Linked DNA regions of Mus musculus: all the other regions are linked to region 1. A link is a loop called in an ENCODE intact Hi-C map of the cell type or tissue named here. Cell type or tissue: left cerebral cortex. All regions are shown on one strand.

What was found. Peaks named below come from ENCODE experiments on the same cell type or tissue, not always from the same donor. Only the 100,000 strongest peaks of a DNase experiment are listed, where the experiment ranks them.
Region 2: it touches region 1 in a loop (5-fold over the local background); 20 of 42 quality-filtered maps call a loop at or near these places.
Region 3: it touches region 1 in a loop (4-fold over the local background); 6 of 42 quality-filtered maps call a loop at or near these places.
Region 4: it touches region 1 in a loop (2.3-fold over the local background); 7 of 42 quality-filtered maps call a loop at or near these places.

The regions. Positions count from the first base shown.
Region 1 is chr19:57,064,495-57,069,494 of GRCm38, reverse strand. Ablim1 (actin-binding LIM protein 1) reads left to right here. Exons shown (of 26, transcript NM_178688.4): 11 at 558-635; 12 at 1,249-1,404. Among named protein-coding and RNA genes, the nearest start is that of Afap1l2, 58 kb to the right of the region's middle. In left cerebral cortex, a CTCF peak has its summit at 2,997 (motif pointing left); a DNase peak (open chromatin) is centred at 2,971; H3K27ac peaks cover 324 bases.
Region 2 is chr19:57,326,315-57,331,314 of GRCm38, reverse strand. All of the region lies in intron 1 of B230217O12Rik (RIKEN cDNA B230217O12 gene), which reads left to right. It overlaps Gm50270 (a long non-coding RNA gene), which reads right to left. Exons shown (of 3, transcript XR_003952853.1): 2 at 3,013-3,160; 3 at 91-1,102. Among named protein-coding and RNA genes, the nearest start is that of Gm50270, 5.2 kb to the right of the region's middle. In left cerebral cortex, CTCF peaks have their summits at 854 (motif pointing left) and 2,230 (motif pointing right); DNase peaks (open chromatin) are centred at 2,261 and 3,405.
Region 3 is chr19:57,641,364-57,646,363 of GRCm38, reverse strand. It overlaps Atrnl1 (attractin like 1), which reads right to left. Exons shown (of 29, transcript NM_181415.4): 5 at 3,736-3,944. Among named protein-coding and RNA genes, the nearest start is that of Atrnl1, 33 kb to the right of the region's middle. In left cerebral cortex, a CTCF peak has its summit at 3,108 (motif pointing right); DNase peaks (open chromatin) are centred at 2,276 and 3,199.
Region 4 is chr19:57,113,321-57,118,320 of GRCm38, reverse strand. The region is part of intron 6 of Ablim1 (actin-binding LIM protein 1); the gene reads left to right. Among named protein-coding and RNA genes, the nearest start is that of Ablim1, 100 kb to the left of the region's middle. In left cerebral cortex, CTCF peaks have their summits at 978 and 2,274; DNase peaks (open chromatin) are centred at 2,192 and 3,177; H3K4me3 peaks cover 1,622 bases; H3K27ac peaks cover 3,220 bases.

The DNA.
Region 1 (5,000 bases):
GGACACAAGGCCTGCTCTTGAGAGGGCAGGTGATAAATGACAAGGAAGAAGGAGACTGGGACCTGATACTGAGGCCCCAGCAGCTGTGATTTCACACTAAATTGGCCACCGAGGCAAAATCAGCACTGTGACAAGGAACCAGGTTCCACAAAGGTTTCTCTCTTGAAATAATCCCCATGGTGCCAAGAGGACAGAAGGAGGGCAGAGGTGAGCAGGAAGCCCGTGAGAGGCAAGGAAAGCCCAGGGTGTGCTCTGCTGTGGTTCTGAAGACTAGAGCTGGTGACTGGAGCTGGGACACTGGGCTGACATGGAGCTGGACTGAAACGCACAGCTTCAAGATATGCTCTAGTTTCAAGCCCAAGGTTCTGTAAGCGACAAGGAAGTGAAAGGGCCATGAAAGCCACCTGGACATTTCAGGCCCTTTCCTTCAAGGGTATACCTCCTGTCCTACGCCATGCTCACGGGTCTCTCCTTTCTTAGCTGGTTGAGTTTTCCATGAGGCTTGGGTGCCTGGGCTGTTCAGAAGTCTGACAGGCCACTCGCTGTTTATTTTGCAGCCCACCAGGACCTCCTCTGAAAGTATCTATTCTAGACCAGGCTCCAGCATCCCTGGTTCACCAGGCCATACTATCTATGTAAGTATCACTTCCAGAAGGGACACTTGGGGGAGCAGGTGGGTCTGGGATTAGAACCATCGGATGGAGAAGCCAAGAAAGGAAGCTGATCCCCTGGGATCCTGTTAGAAGATCCCAAAGGTGCAGTCACATGGTATAGATAGAGCTTAAAAGCTTGTTGCACCTAACATGTGTGCAGATATTTGGGGGATTAACTGCCCATTTTATAATGCTGCTGCTGATGTTATTAAATTCTGCCACAAAGATATTTACATATTTAGTTTATTCAATATACAGTACTTATATTTAGCTATCTGAAAAGATTTATTGACCATCTCTTTGAGTTTTTTCTCTGTGTTGAGAAACTATTCTGAAGGTTGAAATATTTCTTTATTCACTAAATTCTATACACGCCCATTCTAAGCCATTGATGATATTTTATTTTTAAGCGTGATTAATAGACGCGTTGATTAATAGGGGCATTGATCCTTCCTAAAGGATGTGACATCACGCAGCAAGGCGTTTGGCTTGGTTTAAGAATCCCATTTTAAGCAAGGCCGTAAATGGCACTGAGGATAATTTCTCGACAAACTGAAATAGAGGATTAACTTTTCTCGCTGTTTAACTCTGCCAGGCAAAAGTAGACAATGAAATCCTGGATTACAAGGATTTAGCAGCCATCCCCAAGGTCAAGGCGATCTATGACATCGAGCGTCCAGATCTCATTACCTATGAGCCTTTCTACACATCAGGCTATGAGGACAAGCAGGAGAGACAGAGCCTTGGAGAGGTAATGGATTCCCAGGGATTGCAAACAATATGGCCATCCAGTGTCCCGTTTCACTCACCTCTAATAAGAACCACTGTTTGGGACTAAGCTATGTCAGACTTTGCCGACACTCTGAAGGGCTCTGTACCTGGTGATGTGAGGGACTCAGAACCTATCCCATGACCTCCTAAACGAGGGTACAGAGAGGTAAGAAATTAGCCGTTTGGGCCTGAGGTTGCATGCGTGTGCGTGCGTGCGTGCGTGCGTGCGTGCGTGTGTGTGTGTGTGTTGGGGGCAGGTTGTTAAGGGAAGGAGGTCATACATAGGGTATCTTGGACTTCAGATAACTTGGAAGTACATTTCTAGGGATCATGAGATGTAAGACCTCACCCTTAAATTTAAGCAGCTTCAGTTTCTGACATGTTAATGGAGGATGAATGGAGGGGAAGGCGGTATGGCTGAGCAGATAGCTGGGGTTCCTTGAATGGATTACTGGGTTTCAACCGAAGGTGTTAGCACATGCTGGTTTCGATTGTCATGTGACAGTCACCGTGATCCCAGTCCCTTCATCGGGAAAATAGGGTAATGACAATCAGCTCCTTGGAGATGCTTATATGGATTCAAGAAACTGAAGAGCAACGAGGAGGGGCAGACTTGCACATGCTCAGTGAGGAGGGGCAAACTTGCACATGCTCAGTGAGGAGGGGCAAACTTGCACATGCTCAGTGTGGCTGTGGCCCCTGCTGTGGCCCTGTCTACGGCTCACTACAGCTCAGTGTGCAGGCCTGACCCTCTGCTGGGCCAGAGTTTCTCAGCCTAGAGGGCTCTCTCCCCTGTGCTAGCTCCTAGGGTTAGAGGTTACCTACTGCCACCTCGCACCCTGACCATACGCTGTTTCCCTCAGCTCCTTCAATTTATTCTAATTTTCTCACTTACCATTTTGTTTGTTTGGTTGGTTGGTTGGGTTTTCAAGGCGAGGTTTCTCTGTGTGCTTTTGTTGTCCTATAACTGGCTTTGTAGACCAGGCTGGCCTCGAACTCATGGGGATATGCCTGCTGGGATTAGAGGTGTGTGCCATACACCCAGCCCCTTTATTTATTTTCATTGTTATTACAGCTTGACCCTGGAGACTGACAGACCATGCTTTCTCACTGCACGCCCTTTCTGTCTTATTCATTATTTAAGTTGGAGTCATCTGTAACCTGATTGGACTCCATTCAGAGAAATATTATCAAGTAGTGGACTTAACTGGGCCCTCCAGCCAAGGCCAGAGAAGATTGTAGACTGTAGCATCCCACGGTGCCTAGACTTGCATAAGACGAACCAAACACTTGAGGCACATATGTCATGCTAGACTTTGGGATACAGCAGGAGCTTGGAAAATCCTGTCTCAACACCGCTCCCTCAAAAGGCATGAAAATGTGATGCTGGCTTTGATTTGTTCCCAGTTATGCACACTAGTATTTATTGTTTTATAGCAATTTTGTGTATTTATAATTATTCCTCTTCTTGCTGATTCCCAATCTGGGTTTTATTCTAGAACACAGCCTGCATTAAGGTCCCCAGTCTGGCAAGGGACTTGCATTTTTCCCATAGTGCCATCTGGTGGTTTGCTTGCTGCACTGCATCTACAGACGGTTAATTGTCCTGGGCTGTTAGCTACCACTGGATTTCAGAATTTCAGAGGTCAGGGTAACTTTCTGAACAAAGTACATAAAGACTGGCCTTCGAGTCATTGCTCAGGTGTCTTTTTTAAAGTTCAAGACATATATGCAAAAGGGAAATGTTGGCTTTTCGTGGTTTTAAAGGTGCATGTGTGCTGTGTGTACTTTCTTGGGTGGTGTGTGTGTGTGTCTATTATTATTGTTGTGTGTTATTGTTTTGTATTCTTCCAGTACCTTCCTCTGGAGTAGCAAAATATCAAGCAGAAATTTGGCTTGGAAATGAAGTTTAGGTCACTTAAAATCTGACTGCGCCACCTACCTACTAACTCAGGACTTGGAAAGTAAATGTGCCAGTTTGTCTATAAGGAATGAGATCATTAGATTAGACCAATATCTGACATCCAACAAAAATGCTAACATCCCACCTCTTCTCACAGTCCACTGGTATGTGCCAGCGTAGTCGTGGCCTGTGGCTTTCTTTGTTCATAGAGGATGCCCCTTTGGGACAGAAATTAGATACATTAATAAACTTCCTTTGAATGCATGTATCTTGTCACCAAATAAACACTACAAGCTATTCTATTACTACTTCTATCAGTTATGACACTTATTTTGTAGAACCATGAGTTATTTTAAAGACACGGAAGGGATGGGGAGGTAGCTCAGCCGGTGAAGTGCTTGTCACAAAACCTGAAGACTAAGGTCAATTCCCAGAACACAGTTCCCAGTTTGGCAGCATGTTCCTGCCATGTTGGTGCTGGGTGGTGGAAACAGAAGGATTCCTGGGGTCTGCTGTCCAGCAAGTGTGACCTAGTGAGCTGCAGGTCTATCAAGAACGGTCTCAAAAAAATAAATTAATTGAAAGAGACGCTTGACATTGACCTCTGGCCTACTCATACGCACTTGCATGGGTGTATACACTTACATACTCACATGCATGCATGTACACACACATGCACACATGTATACACACAAGTCATACACACATTCATGCATGTACACACACTCACATATGCACGCATGTATATACACACAAGTCACACACATGCATGTATATACTCAGACACTCACACACATGCATGTGTACACACAAGTCATGCGCATGCATGCATGTATACACTCAGATACTCAAACACATACATGTATGTATACACACAAGTCATACACAACATTCATGCACACATGTATAGACACAAGTCACACACACACACACATACACGCATGCATGTATACACAGAGACACACACATAATACTTTAAAGTAAACTTAAAATTTGATATAATTATTGGCATATTTGGAAAGTATATGAGTGGATGGATCAAGCTAACCATTGGCAAGGTCATGCCTAGCTTCTTCTCTCTAGGAAGGCCATCCTTACCCATCAAAGCTTTGAGCCCTAGCGATAGGCTATAGCTCCTGAGGACCATAAGGAAGCTTGGTGAGTAAGGTAGTCTGTCAGCTTACTAATAACATAGGAGAGGACAAATCCTAAAAGCAAGAGGTGCTCCCTCTGAAATCCTCTTTATAGTGCTAGTTAAAGGCCTTTTGGATTCAATTGTAAACATTTCACTCACTACAAAACTCACTCGACTCTTGTCACTGGGAACACGTGGTTGTAGACAGTCAAGCTGGAGCCAGTCAGCAAAGAAGCAGATATGCACTGAAATGTTAGGGAAGTTAGGGTAGCAAGGGGAAGTGTGAATGGGAGGTCATGAGAGGTGTGAAGGAAAGTGTGAACAGGGGGTCATAGGAGGTGGAAAGGAAAGTGTAAATGGGGGTGGGGTGTCATGGGAGGTGGGAAGGAAAGTGTGAATGGGGACTCATGGGTGGTGTGAAGGAAAGTATGAATGAGGGGTCATAGAAGATGTGAAGTAAAGTGTGAATGGGGGTCACAGGAGGTGTGAAGGAAAGTGTGAACAGGGGGTCATAAGAGGTAGGAAGGAAAGTGTAAAT
Region 2 (5,000 bases), 260 kb before region 1:
AAACTTAATGTTGTGCTATACAAGCCATGCATCTACTAAAACACTCTAAAAACACATACATAGAGTTTTTTTAAAAAAGACACACACACATTTTGAAAGTACGCCAAACTCAATATAGTTCTCATTTTTCCATCTATCATTAAACAGATTTAAATCCACATGGGGTCCAACTCTCACCAGTCATAGAACTTTCTATATTTCTCTGTATTTCTAGGGGTAGCATGCACTTCTTCCACGATGCTGTGAATGGGGTCTCTTTTCTTTGTATTTTTGAACAGATTATGTGATGTGGCTATTGTTTTTATATGCTTTTGGGGGATTTATCTTGTACTCTGCTAGTCCACTGGGGCATTGCTAGAAATAACTCAGATATTTTGTCGAAGTGTCTGTAAATCCCATGCTTTCCTCTCTATCTTCAAATAGCAACAATGAACGACTAACTATGGGACCTGGTGAGATGAAGATCTTACGTTTAGTGGGTTAAGACATCTGCTGTCAAACCTGCCTGGGACCCACATAGTGGAAGGAGAAAAAAGATTCTTACAGATGCAGGTTGTCTGTCGTCTGACCTCCACACATGCCCTGTGACATCCCCACACACAGACACATGCACATGTGCACACGATAAATAAATAAGTAAGTAAATAAATAAATAAATAAATAAATAAATGTGACTGAACAACAACATGACTCCAGGGGTGACAGAGATGGCTCAGTGGTTAAGAGCACTGGCTGCTCGTCCAGAGGACCTGGGTTTGATTCCCAATATCCACCTGATTGCTCACTGCTGCCTGTGACTCTAGTTTCAAGGGATCTGACACCCTCTTCTGGCCTCCAGAGGTATCAGGTAAGTGGTATAGATCGTGCAGGCAAATGCCCGGACACGTAAAACAAAAATAAATTTAAAGAACCCCCTAAAACCAAACACCTGTGATCCTACTTAACGTAGAGGAGAAATCCGTGTGCAGATAGATGGTCACCCGGCGAGGGAGCGGCCGTGGTCATGAAGTTGGTGTTCTCAGGCGAGGCTCATCACGGTATCCCGATGTGCTGACCACTGCATTTCCCCCAAATCTGGGAGGCTCATAGCTTGCACTTTCCCCTGACATACAAAAGGAGAGAAAAGTTGTTCCTATCAGTGTGGGGGGTTTTGTTTTTTTTTTTTGTTTGTTTGTTTTTGTTTTTTTGTTTTTTTTTGGTTTTGAGGCAGGGTTTCTCTGTGTAGCCCTGGCTGTCCTGGAACTCACTTTGTAGACCAGGCTGGCCTCGAACTCAGAAATCCGCCTGCCTCTGCCTCCCGAGTGCTGGGATTAAAGGTGTGCGACACTATGCCCGGCCAGTGTGAGATTTTACAGGCACTCAAAACTGTTATTATAAATGACTTCATGCTAGAGTTCAAAATACATGCCTAATCTTATCATGTTTACACATAAATAGTACAGAATGGCAGAAACAGGATCCTGATTGTATATTGCATCCACACCTACCTCCCATTAAAGAGTCTTTTATCCTTTTCTCCTTCCTCCCTCCCTTCCTCCTTCCGTCTCTCCTTCCTTCCTCCCTATTTCCTACCCCTCCTTTCCTCTCTCTCTCCCACCCTCTCTTCCTCCGTCCCTCCCTCTCTCCCTCCCTCCTTCCCTCCATTCTTCCTTCCTTTCTTCGAGGCAGGGTATCACTATATATTGCTGACCTGGAATTTGAACCCACGGAAAAGTCCTGCCTCTGTCTCCCAAGTGCTGGGATCAGTGTGATGCACGGGTACACCCAGCATTAAAATTATCATGCTTATTATTATCACAGAACCCTATCTTTGTACAAAGCTAAAGACCGAAACACCCCTAACAGATGAAATCTAAGCAACTCATCCACCCATCACTGGATTCCAAAGAAGAATAAATATAATTTTTCTTACTTACTTTTTAAAGTATAGTTAACTTTGAGTCTCAGTAGGATAGCTTTCAGATTTTTATCAAAAACTAACGTCACCATCATCTGATTCCTTATCATGAGTAGTCCTAACAGAGTGTGCCTTACTGTTCCAAACACCGGGCTCAGTCCCAGCCCATATCCAGTGCTGTGAACCAATGAAGAATTAGAATCTATGAATATGAGTTTACAAGGTAGCACCTTTAGGTGTTTAGGTTCACAGTTATTTTAATGTGTGCTGATTCATAAGCTGTAAAATGCAACACAAGTCAAAATATTTATTTGAGGTGCAGATGTTACACTAGGTGGCGCTATTTGGCAGCGTGAAACCTGTGTTGATTCCCGAAAATAAGGTTTTCTTTGTTTCGGTATTCTATGAGGCAGGGTCTCTCTACTTAGCCCTACTGATTTGAAACTCGCTGTGTCGAACAGCCAGCTCTCAAAGTTGAGTCATTTCCCCTTCCTTTGTGTCTTGAGCGTTGGAATTACCGGCGTGAGCCGCCACATTCTGCTAGATAATGGTTCCGTTATACTTTGCCATACTTTACAGTTATTCCGAAGGTACACAAAGCAATTCAGTTATTTGTGATTTTAAAGTAATAGGCTTTTAACTTAAAAATAGGGGTCGACAGAAGACTGCAAGTGGAAAACCCACCTGTGATTCTACGTTGCGATATCTTTTGAGCTTTATATCTCTATGGTGCAGGAACCTCACAGAGAGGCAAGTCCCATGCCAGACCTTGACCTTCCACTCCCATGATGCTCATCGAAATGGGACTCATAATCTCACTGAGCTGTAGGTATTTGTGGTTTTCTCAGTTTTGACTCTTCTTCCTCCTCCAGGTTCTATTCTTTTCATATTATTGTTTTACGTAGCGTGTGCGCACGCACGCACGCACATAATTGTAATTTGTTTGTGTTTACCTACCCTTCTCTTCTGTCCCTTCCTGCCTTCCCTCACTGGCCAGCTCTCCCCCAGAACAGTTACCCTTCCTCTTCTATGTCATAGCTATAGATACTGATGTAGACTCAACAATAAGAAAACATTGCAACATTTTGTCTTTCCCCATAATCCTCTCTTCCCACCTTTTCCTCCATTCACTTTGGCCTCTCTTCTATAGTCAGCACCTCCAAGCACACACACGATTCTTCTTATGTGGAAAGTTGAGACGTCTGCTTTTCCAAGTCTGGCTTATTTCTCTTAACATGATGGTCTTCAGTTCCATCCATTTTTCTGGAAAAAAAAATCACACACTTCATCTGTCATCACAGCTGAATAAACACTCTACTGTGTATAAATGCCACTTATTTATTTATTTATTTATTTATTTATTTATTTTTGCCCACCATCTGTTGATAGGCATCTAGGCTGGTTCCTTCCTTAGCTGTTGTGAATAATTCAGCAATCAACACCCACACACAAGTATCTCCCTGCTCTGCCAACTAGGCTACTTTTAGTTTGCTGAGAAACCCCCACACCTTTGAGAAACCATGCTGTACCAGTCAGTCTATATTCCCTTCAGCATAAATAAAGGCCACTCCCACTCCCTCCCCACATCCTTGCCACAGTTTGTTGGCATTTGCTTTTCTGCTGACTGAGGTGAGATGAAATCTCAATACAGTTTTAAGTTGCATTTTCTTGACAGTTAAAAATGAACATTTCTCCTCCACTTCTCTTTCTCCTCCTTTCCAAGACAGGGTTTCTCTGTGTTGTCCTGAAACTCATTCTGTAAACCAGGCTGGCCTTGAACCCAGAGATCTGCCCTATTCTGCCTCCTGAGTGCTGAGGTTAAAGGTGTGCACTGCCACGCCTGGCTGAACATCTTCAAGTATTTATTGGACAATTTGGCTGTTCCATAATTCAGAACTGACCCTTGCTGCTGTCTCCAGCAATGTGCAGGATGCCAGATTCAATCTCCCTGTCTGCATCTCCTGCTCCTCTCTGCAACTGCATTGTCCTGAACCCTGTACCGATGAGGACTGACAGCTAATTGTGCACACCTCTTTCCAAGTCCAGGTTCAATAGGCTCAGTAGCCTGGAATCAGGTGAGGGGAGGGTGTTTATGCCACGGAAATCAGCTGATGCTTCAAACAGGAGTCTCTCTTCCTAAGAGCCACTTGTTAACTGTTTGCCTGCACTTGGAGAGATGGTGGCTGCCATCTTGTCTTCACAGCTTCTCTCCCATCCCAGTTTCTCTTGTCTCAGACTTTGTTTTTTATTAGCATTCTCCTGGACTCAGTTCTGGGTCTCTCTCCTCCCTTTCAAACATTAGCTAGCTTCAAGAACAGTCTTACTAATTCCCACGTATTTAAATGAAAACATTATCAGGAGTACCACATTCAGATAGGTGTTTCTTTCTCCATACCCTCTCTTGTGACCCCTCCCCCATTACCCTCTCTTGTGACCCCTCCCCCATTACCCTCTCTTGTGACCCCTTCCCCATTGCCCTCTCTTGTGACCCCTCCCCCATTACCCTCTCTTGTGACCCCTCCCCCATTACCCTCTCTTGTGACCCCTCCCTCTATTCAGACTCCTTCATCACTCAGCTGCAGACCTTTAATATCAAACCATGAATATGAATTTGTGTCTCACGGACGGACAGACAGACAACACAAACGCATGGCCAGAGCAGAGTCTCAGACTTGACTGCACAATGTTTTCTCTTTCCTCTTTTCCATCCCACTGGACGCGAGAACCATACACTCTTCTGGTTGAAGCCAGAACCCAGAGAGTCAGCGGACCTTCTTAACTCTCATCAAATCAACAAACCCTGCCCCAACTCTACCTCCCAACTGTTTTTGACTTCGCACGTGTGCACGCATGTGTGTGTGTGTGTGTGTGTGTGTGTGTGAGAGAGAGAGACAGACAGACAGACAGAGACAGAGAGATAGTGAGAGAAAGAGAGAGGGGGAGAGAGAGACAGAGAGAGGGAGAAAGAGACAGAGAGAGGGAGAGAGAAAGAGACAGAGAGAGGGAGAGAGAGAAGAGAGAGAGAGGGAGAGCGAGAAGGACCTCCAGACAGTTATGTGCTTCCAGCTAAATCTTCCTTCAGTCTGTACCCTCTCTGTTCTGA
Region 3 (5,000 bases), 580 kb before region 1:
GACCTATTTCTGATCATTACAGCCACCAAGGCTATATACACAGACATTTAAAATAATAAAGTAGAACGGAAAGCATCCTGGTTAACATTTATTCTAGGCACAAAAAAAAAAAAAACCAAACTACCAATTTTATTAGTCTGGTCTCGTGTTCACAGAATACCTAAACAGTATGTCTAATCTTCAAGTATTATTCACAAATGCAAATTTTATAGGTTAATAAAATGCATTAAGCTTGGTTACAAAAAGAGATGATTAAATCAAGAGCTATTATCAAGTATCTACTTACTAAAAAAGGAAATGTCACTATAGCGTTAGTCCTTAGGAAACTATTTCAGAGCAGGGAGACGGCTCAGTTGTTAAATGGCTGCTGAGCCAGCATGAGGCTCCACGTTAGGATCACCAGCATCCACCCCAAAGCTGACAGTGATGGCACACATCCACAGTAACCCAGCACTGAGGGAAAGGGACAAGTGGATCCTTGGGAGTTCCAAGTCTAGCCTACTTATGAGCTCCAGTTCAGGAAGAGAGCTCCCCTCGCCCACCGCAACGAATAAAGTACATAGCAATCTCAGAAGACACCCAGGGTCAGCCTCTTGCCCTCCACACATAGACATGCACATACCATATGCGCACATGCATACACCACATACAAACAGAATCGTACGAATGAATACATTTTAATACTTTATAGAGTTGTCATCCTAGGACCCAGACAAATGTCAATGTATCTTTCTAAAGAAGATGAAATTAATAACTAGACAGGTTAGTTGACTTACCGAAAATAAGCCTGTGAGCTGGGATGATTTCTTAATAAATTGAAGTGACTATAAGAATCATCCACTCTAAGAATCAGCACATTACAGGCTGAATGCTTGTTTGGGTTTACCAAAATTGCTAGATATAAGCCCTAAACCCTAATGTGATGGATGAGAAAGTGTGCGAGATGCACACGCATGTGTTCTTGCCATAGCTCTGACAGAGGAAAACACAGCAAGAAGGCAACCAAGATAACCCTCCCCAGAACCTGGTTTTTCTCATTTCTAATCTAAGACCTCCAACCTCCAGAAGCACTAATGGGCGGTGGGTGTTTTGGTTACTAGAGCTGTCGGCATCGGCCAGAGAAATATCAGAGTGAGCTAGTTTGTATATGTACACATGGCACTCCTTTGCACATCCCACTGACCATGGTATCCACACTGGCTGTAAGGTTAGACTAGAAATACAGTATGTAGCTGCCAGATCTAAAACTCAGTGAGCTCTGTTTGCAAAAAGGAATTCATCAATGCTGGAAAGACACTGGTCTCTTCCAAACAGCACCACAACTTCCCTTCTGCTCAATCAAGTTTTAAATACTTATGTTGCTCTAACAAAAGCCCAAGGATTCAGAAAGTCACATAAAGGAAAAAACTGAAAGCCACTTGGATTGAGGCAGTTGCTATAGCATATTGCCACATCTTGGAGGCCCCTGAGAAACTGATTATTCTTTACACGTGAACATAAAGTAAATTTTTTATGTTTTGATTTTTATTTAGTTTTAAAATATCTTCTTTATCCAATTATTACAGATAAACTTAAGAGATAAACGTTTTCCAAAACACCTTTTTCCTAATGTGATTTAATATTTGAAAAATTCTATACATTCAAGGGTCTATGATAGATCACCAAAAGTTTGAGGCCAGCCTGAGCTACATTGTGAATCCTGTTCCAAAAGATACATAAAATTAAAAGAAATGATATTACATTAAAAATACCTGAAGGAACCGAGAGGTCCTAATGAATCAACAGAGAAACTGCAGTACATCCACACAATGAACATTGCTCATTCTACAAATAAATGGGCTGCAAGTCACTGGAGCACAGGAGAGAAACTTTAACACAGAATGCCAAGTAAAAGAAGGTACCCCTTAACCCTACATGCTACATAGTTTCTGCTACAGTCACCCATCACAGAACAATGTTGCCATCAACAACAGACCACATATGTACAACATGGTATCAATGATTGTATCACTTAAGGAGAGCACACCCATCTTCACTTGTGCACTACTAAACCGCATAAACTTCTCAGAATACACCAAGAGTGCCATAGAGACTCCATATCACATTCAGAAGAGCCAAAACTACGGAGACAGAAGAAGGTCACTGGCTGCTGACAGCTGAGGGAAGGACCTATGACGAGGCGGAGTACAGGGTGTGAGAAACGCTTCTGCGCTATACTGTAAGGTGGGTGGATGCCATGGTACCTTTAACCAATACAACTCTAATATAAACCATGACTTTAGGTAGCAGTGATCTATTGATGTAGGTTCGCCAGTTTTAACAGGCACACCATTCATTCTGGCAAATGTTGTTAGGGAGAGCTATGCTAATGTGGGGGAAGGCTTTCTGTATCTTTTGCTCAGCTCTGTTATGCTGAGTCACAGAACTAGATGAGTCTCGTGTGGAAAGCACTGTATATAAGCCATATTTGACTTCTCTAGCTGAACTTTAAATGCCATTTATCTACAACTATCACTATGGAAAATGAAAAGATTTTAGTTTAAAATTTTAAGTTGGAAAAAGCCTCAAAGCACTTTCTGAGGACACAAAATTGGCAAGTGATTAACTAACTTAAAATACACAGCCCCACTACTAATAAACACTTGAGAATTTACACTTGTCATAACCATAAATAATATATTATCAATAATAAAAGCCCTTTTGCAGGAAATCACTGCTATAGTGTGCCTGTGTGGTTCTTAGGTCAGCGAGAACTGCTCCAACTGCTGTCGTGTGTTTAATACGCCTCTGGATTATGTAATGTGTGCATCAAAGTTCCCTCTGTCAAAAAGTACTATATTAGCACAAAGATGCTTCTCTGCAAACGGAACCAGCAAATTAGACCTGAAGAGATGATTCCAGATAACTATACGTATCCTTTAGTTTGTCTCCACAATGAGAAATATATGACTTAATATGCTTAAGAAACCCAAAACTCTTCAATGTGTTTTAAAGCTAATCTTTAATGACAGACAGAAGATTTTAGAATTCTTTTCAAGGAATCTGACTTTTACAGCAAGCAGCTAAACTTTTATTTATTGAAATAGTCTCTGTCCTTTTTTTAAAATAGCCACAAGGGGTCAGTCTTTCCTAAGAAAAACATTTTAAGCACTCCTATAACTGTAAAACTGAATTTACTTTTTGCAGTACAGTATGTTACCAATTATGAGGTAAATTTGAAGACACCACAGAGTAAGTCTGGTGACGTCATCCAGGCTCTGAGGAGTCAACAAAAAGAGTACAGAGGATTATAACGATCACATGCCTCCAATTTTAAGTTTAACCTGTAACTTCACTTAATCTCTAAAACAGCATGTAGACAGGTCTTTCCCAACTTTATTTATGAAAATGCAGATGCTAAGAACTTAACTGTTAACCTAAACATACCATCCCCAGCCCCCGCAAAAAAGCCAAAAAACAAAAACACCTGAGTATTGGGTGTGCAAACTAAATCAATGCGTGTAGCATTGCACCCACCATCTCCACGTGGCCACTAGCCACCCTCAGCCGCCCACATGCCAACCCCACGCCATCCCCGGCCAACCCCGCACCATCCCCAGCCATCCCCGCATCATCCCCGGCCAACCCCACGCCATTCCCGGCCAACCCCGCATCATCCCCGGCCAAACCCGTACCATCCCGGCCATCCCCGCGCCAACCCCGCACCAACCCCATGCCATCCCAGCGCCGCCTTACCTTGCCAACTATCGTTGCAGACACAGAGTTTCTCTCCTGTTAGGTCACAGTAGCCATGATCTGGACTCCCACAATTGGCTTTACAGTAAGGAATGTCACATGCTTCCCCTTTCCAGTATTTGTCGCATTCACAATACACTTGACTTGCAACAGAGACACTGGTTGTACACTTTCCATGACCAGAGCAGTTGTTAGGACAGGAATTGATCCTGCAAAACATAATTCGCGGGCTCAGATACCATTCGTATATTGCCTGCCTCGGCCTCCCAGGTCCCAGCTGTCATTCCATCTCCTCCACGCCTCTCAGCTCACTGTTACTTATGCTGCGCGTCTTAGTTCATTCACAAGATGTCTTCTGCTAACAAAACTCTGATTTCAAGGGCTCCCCTCAACGTCTGAAGCACCTGCACAATTCCAAGTGTGATGTTTTGGTTTCTTTTTGTTTGTTTGTTTTGTTTTTTTGTTTTTTGGGTTTTTTTTGTTTGTTTTTTTTTTGTTTTTTGTTTTTTTTTTTTGTTTTTCGGTTTTTCGAGACAGGGTTTCTCTGTATAGCCCTGGCTGTCCTGGAACTCACTGTGTAGACCAAGCTGGCCTCAAACTCAGAAATCCACCTGCCTCTGCCTCCCGAGTGCTGGGATTAAAGGTGTGCCCCACCACGCCCGGCTCCAAGCGTGATGTTTATAGAGACGTAAATAAATATTCTGAATAGATATGTTAAGGAGAGATATTTTGAACTCCTAAAACTTAAGAGAACCAAGAACTTACTTAGTTCTAGCACCTTAAGACACAGGCCACCACTTACACAGTCACAGAAGACATGTTTTAATGCCCGTGACTGCCTCTATTCTGCTATACATATACTTCCAATGTGTACACATCTGGATACATTATATGTAGTATGACGAGATCCCATAATAAACCACTGATTCAGAAGTATTTCAAATACTTTATTCCTGAAGAAAAATTTTCCCATTAGCAATTTCTATCTTCTTAAAGAAAAGAAAAAAATGACAAATGACTCCTGTGGCTATGTCTCTAGAAGCATCTGAGAGCACCTCTCATTACTTTACCCCTGGACTTCTAGATATAAAAGGGTTTTAATGAAATCAAATGTGGTAAGGGACTAGAGAGATGGTTCAGTGGTTAAGAGCAATGGCTATTCTTCTAGGGTACACAGGTTCAATATCCAGCACCCACATAGAGGCTTACAACTGTCTGTAACTCCAGTTCTGGGGGTGCAATATCTTCTTTTGGCCTCTACAAAC
Region 4 (5,000 bases), 49 kb before region 1:
CACACTTGCTTTTGGGTTTGAGAGCTTTGAGGAATTTGCTTCTGGGAAGAAGAGAGGTTTTCAGAGTCACAGTTAGGAGGAGCTGGTATTGAAGATGAGATGAACTCTTTCTCTATTCATTACTGTAATGTGTGAATATTTTTCTTTAATAAGATCCTCATGACTATAAGTGAAGATTAATATGTTTGGATAGTACTCCTTTTTTCCATAGGTTTTTATTTTTACCTTATGTGTGTGCCTTGGTGGTGTTTTTGTGTATGTGCTTCTGTCTGAGAGTGTCGGGTCCCCTGGAACTGGTGTGAGTTACCATGTGGGTACAGGGAACTGACTGAACCCTGGTCCTCTAGAAGAGCAGCCCCTGCTCTAACCATTGAGCCACCTCTCCAGCCCTTGGACAAGACTCTTATTTGTTTCAGCTACAGCTTGAAAGAGCCCTCACGTGTGACCGCTCACCACGTGAGTGGGGTCCAGTCTTAGGAAAAATAGTTGTCCTAAGAGCCCAGCCGTTCTTGCAGTTTTATCGGAAAGTTTATTGTATTTTGTATGGACCTTTCAAAGTTTGTTGTGGTAGCTCTGAAGATGATTTTTTAGATGAGAAAGTTGTTACCCAGACTGTGGTGGAAGTAGATGAGAGCGGTGGTTGGTAGATTTGGAGGAAATCTGAGCCGGGCTCCCTGTGGCTGCCGAGGAGTGTTAAGAGGATGTGAAGTTATTTAGATTATCCAAACAGGTTCTGACAGGTAAATGAAAAAAAAAAACCTAATTAAAATATAATTGTTGCCATTCTGTAACGGATCAAAAGGCTGGCTGGGTCTCAGGTGCTTCCAGTGGCTGATTTTGCCAGGCTTCTAGGCACGAATTACTTTTAAGCAGGTGTGGTGCCAGACCTCTTGTGGAGCTGTGAATGGAAGTTGTGAGGAGATGTTTTAAGTGGGGTTGCTTAAGCGTTTTCATGGGTCAGTGAGTTTAACCCTGTATCAGCGGTTCATCTACCAGCCACAGGGAATGCTGCACCAGGGCCACAAAGGGCTTCCTCTGCAGCGATTGCAGCTTATCTGGAAGACCAGGCAGACAGAGCCACAGGGGTTTTGTAATCTGCTGAGCCCTTCAGAACAGGGTTTTCAGCCTTTGCACTGCTGACATTTTGGATGGAGTCATGCTTTGTGGCTGGGGACTGTCCTGAAGGATGTTGAACATCAGGTTTCGCCTGCACTTGCCCGGTGACAGTGGTACCTCCCTCCCCAGCCACAACCTCAAATGCCTCCAGACTTTGGCAGAGCCTCCAGTGTGTGTGTAGGGGGAGGGGGGAGAGTGGCCCGCACCTGAAGGAGTTCTGCAGAGTCCCAGGAAAGGAATCAGACTAGCATTTTAGCCTTATCATTTAGGTTGTTGTCTGACCTTTATCTGAGGGCACATCTGTTGGGATGGGGGTGGGGTGGTATATGCCTCCTTCTCTTTGCCCTCAAAGGCCATCTGGTATTTGTCCCTGATGTGGTTTGTATAGTCAGGCATCTATATCTTGAGTGCATCCGGGAACTTCAATTTAAAATGAAAAAGAAACTCTCACAGTGAGTGGAATCACCCACAGCCTTTTTATTCTGCAGATAAAGGTGTTTTGATATGTGGGTATTGGGTGTGTCCACGCAAACCCAGGTCTTTCGTTTGTTTGTCCAGTTTGGGTGGGTGGTTTGTTGTTTTTGTACTTCTGGAAAATGAAGGTTTTTTAAACCCCGAACCTCCCCCAGATGCCCCACTCCCATATCAGGGGGTCTCAAACTCTAGAGTTTGGAGAGGGAATGGACCCTTACTGCTTTGTCAGGGAACTACTGTTCACAGTCTTTTTTCTACCTCACAGGTAACACGGAAGTCAGTGGCTGGAAGGTTTTTTGTCCATTGATTTGTCTCTTCTACCAACAGCGCATGGTACTGTTTGTTCCGTCCAAAAGATAAATACATATGAAACTACGTCTGCCTCGTTATAGCTATTTCTGGACAGCCCCATACCCCAGCAGTAGCTGTAAATTTCTTAGCTGTATACTCAGAGTCTCTTAGAAGTGGCGTTGGCCACGTTTTACAGTGTTTCTCCAAAGAGCAAGGTGCGGCTGTGATTTCCATGAGCAGCTGACCAGTCTAGAAAGCCTTACTGCTCTATCAGGAAGCTGGGAGAGGGAACTGGGCCGCCTTGGTTTGCTGGAATCCATCTTTAGTGATATGGCTGGATGGGGCCGTGGCATTATTATCAGAGTTCTGTTTCTGACTGAAAAATAAATGTATTTACCTCCACCTGGAGGCACCAGCGAGTTATGTGCACAAGTGTGGCATTTTTCCCGTGTGCTCCTAGAAACAACATTTCCTCCTTACTAAAGCCCAGCTTCTCGCTGCTCCCTAGATCTCAGGTCCACAGTGCAGAGAGCTTCAGTGTTTGAGGTCATTTGCTCTCCGTTGCACTCAGCAGTTGATGACCCTTGGAAAGGTCATCCAGGAGCTTGGCCTGCAGGAAGAGAGGCTCAGAAGGCTCTGATGGGGCAGGAAAAGGCAGGAGTGAAATCTTGGTCACTTATTATAAGAGTCACAGCCAAAAACACTCCCGTAACAAAACCTACAGCAAATGTATTTAGGTAAAGTTTTATATGGCACAGACAGTTTTAAAATGGATACCCAAAGACTTTAGGGAAACTCCATTTTTATGCTTTGCTGGGGTGGAGAATGGACAGCTGTGTGACAGGGCAAACTCATGTGACCTAACGAAAGGAGACAGAGGACCTGACTGGTCAGGAGCTACTGGCTTGGAGCATCAATTCCCCCTGGGGTAGGGCAGGACTCCTCTGACCAGAGAGGAATCACCTCTAGAATGTCTTTCTGGCCAGCTCCCACACAGACAAGTGGGGTAGGTCCGAGCATTATCTCAAGGTTTTATGGTGGGCTTTGGCCAAGAGAAGAAAAGTCTAGTTTCTGTGATTTGCTCTGTGAGAGGAAGAGTCCTAAGATGAGGGTGGGGGGTGGGGAAGGTCAGCGGGTGTGTCTTCCCAGGCCTTCCCAGCTCTTGGATGTTAACCTTCTCAGTGCCAAAAGCGTGCCTTGAGCGATTGCTCCAGAACTCTTATCTGCTAGCTGTGTCTACAGGTCTGCACTGTGTATTTTTTTTTTCAAAAGGATATATCTTGTGTGCCGCTGTGGGCAGGTGTTCCGTTTAAAGGTTGACAGGCAGGCACTTTGAAGAATGCAGAGGAAGTGTGGGTCTGTGCATTACAGAATTTGGAAGGGAAGAAAGCTTATAAATTCTTATTCATGAGATCCAGAAAGTCAATCTCTGCTGGTTTTGAAAGTCCCACAGGCTACACTGCCTCTGGCTTCAGTAAGACCATGGGAACCCCAAAGGACCTGAGGCAAAGGAAAGTCCTTGCATCCCCTGAGAAGGCTGTCATCCTGAGAAATCTTGCCATTACACATGAGCAGACCCCTCTCCTCGCTCCTTCTCACATGGCTTGGTGTGGGGTCTCAAGACTGAGACGGGGTCACGACCTGGCTGCAGGATTCTCACCATCTGAGGCAGTTACTGCGATGTGGACTGTGCTGGTGACCTGAACTCAGAACTTTCCTGGGATATGCAAGGAATAAAGGTTGTAGTGAGAGATAAAGAAAATGGAGAGCATTTTAGGCTCTTGCTTCAGTTCGCAGACTGAGCCCATGCCCTGAGAATGTGTGACTCCACAGAGCTGGCCTATGTCACTCACTATAGCTGTGTCAACCAGGGACATTGAGTTTTGTCACAGAGATTCCCAGGATGAAACAAACACCTGGTTTGGGGATATGGGTGGGACTTACAGTCTCTGTGTGTGTGTGTGTGTCTTTGTGTGTATTTCAGGGAGTATTAGTCATCTGTAGATACATAAATAGTCTTCAGGAGTCTTCATGACCAGGAAAGACAGGTATTACCATGATGTAAACATAGAGAAAAATTCACACATCAGATGCCTAAACAAGCAAGAGGAAAAATTAGAAGTTTTGACAAAAGAAATGATCTCTAAGTCTCAGAAGTGATACAGGCAGTTGTTTGTCATCTTTATGCATAGGTGACGGCACTGCACGCAGAAGGCAAAACTCAAAACTAGTAGAAGATTGTGGTTACATCACTCAACCGCAAGGACTCAACCGCAAGGACTCTGGGTCTCGCACTTCAGAGTTGACTTAGGGACTGGAGCGATGGCTCAGGGGTTGACAGCATTCGCTGCTTTTCCAGAGGTCCCAGGTTTAGTTTCTAACACCCATATGAGGTGGTCACAACTGCCTGTAACTACAGCTCCCAAGGACCAGTGCTCTCTCCAGGCCTTCATGGACACGGGGACACACACACACACAGAGACAGAGAGAGAGAGAGACAGACAGAGAGGCACAGAGAAGTTTTTTAAAAATATTTTTAAAAAGCAACTTCAAGCTCGGCAGTGGTGGTGCACACCTTTAATCCCAACACTTGGGAGGCAGAGGCAGGCGGATTTCTGAGTTCAAGGCCAACCTGGTCTACAGAGTGAGTTCCAGGACAGTCAGGGCTACACAGAGAAACCTTGTTTCGAAAAACCAAAAAAAAAAAAAAAAAAGAATTAAACTAGTTTCAAACTATTGAAGCTAGAAGATTGATTTTTATTTCTTGGGCTTCCAATCTGTCTCTGCCTGAAGCCAGAAAGGCTCAGAGCAGCCCCAGGAGAGGGACCGCAGTGAAGGCACGCACGCGCACACACACACACACACACACACACACACACACACACACACACACACACACACACACACACACACACACACACACACACACACACACACACACACACACACACACACACACACACACACACACACACACACACACACACACACACACACACACACACACACACACACACACACACACACACACTGGTGCCTTTATCCTTCACCGCACCTGCAGAGATATTGGCAAGCACAGGATTGTGGTCTCTCCACACAGCTGGTTCGAGTCCTGGCCA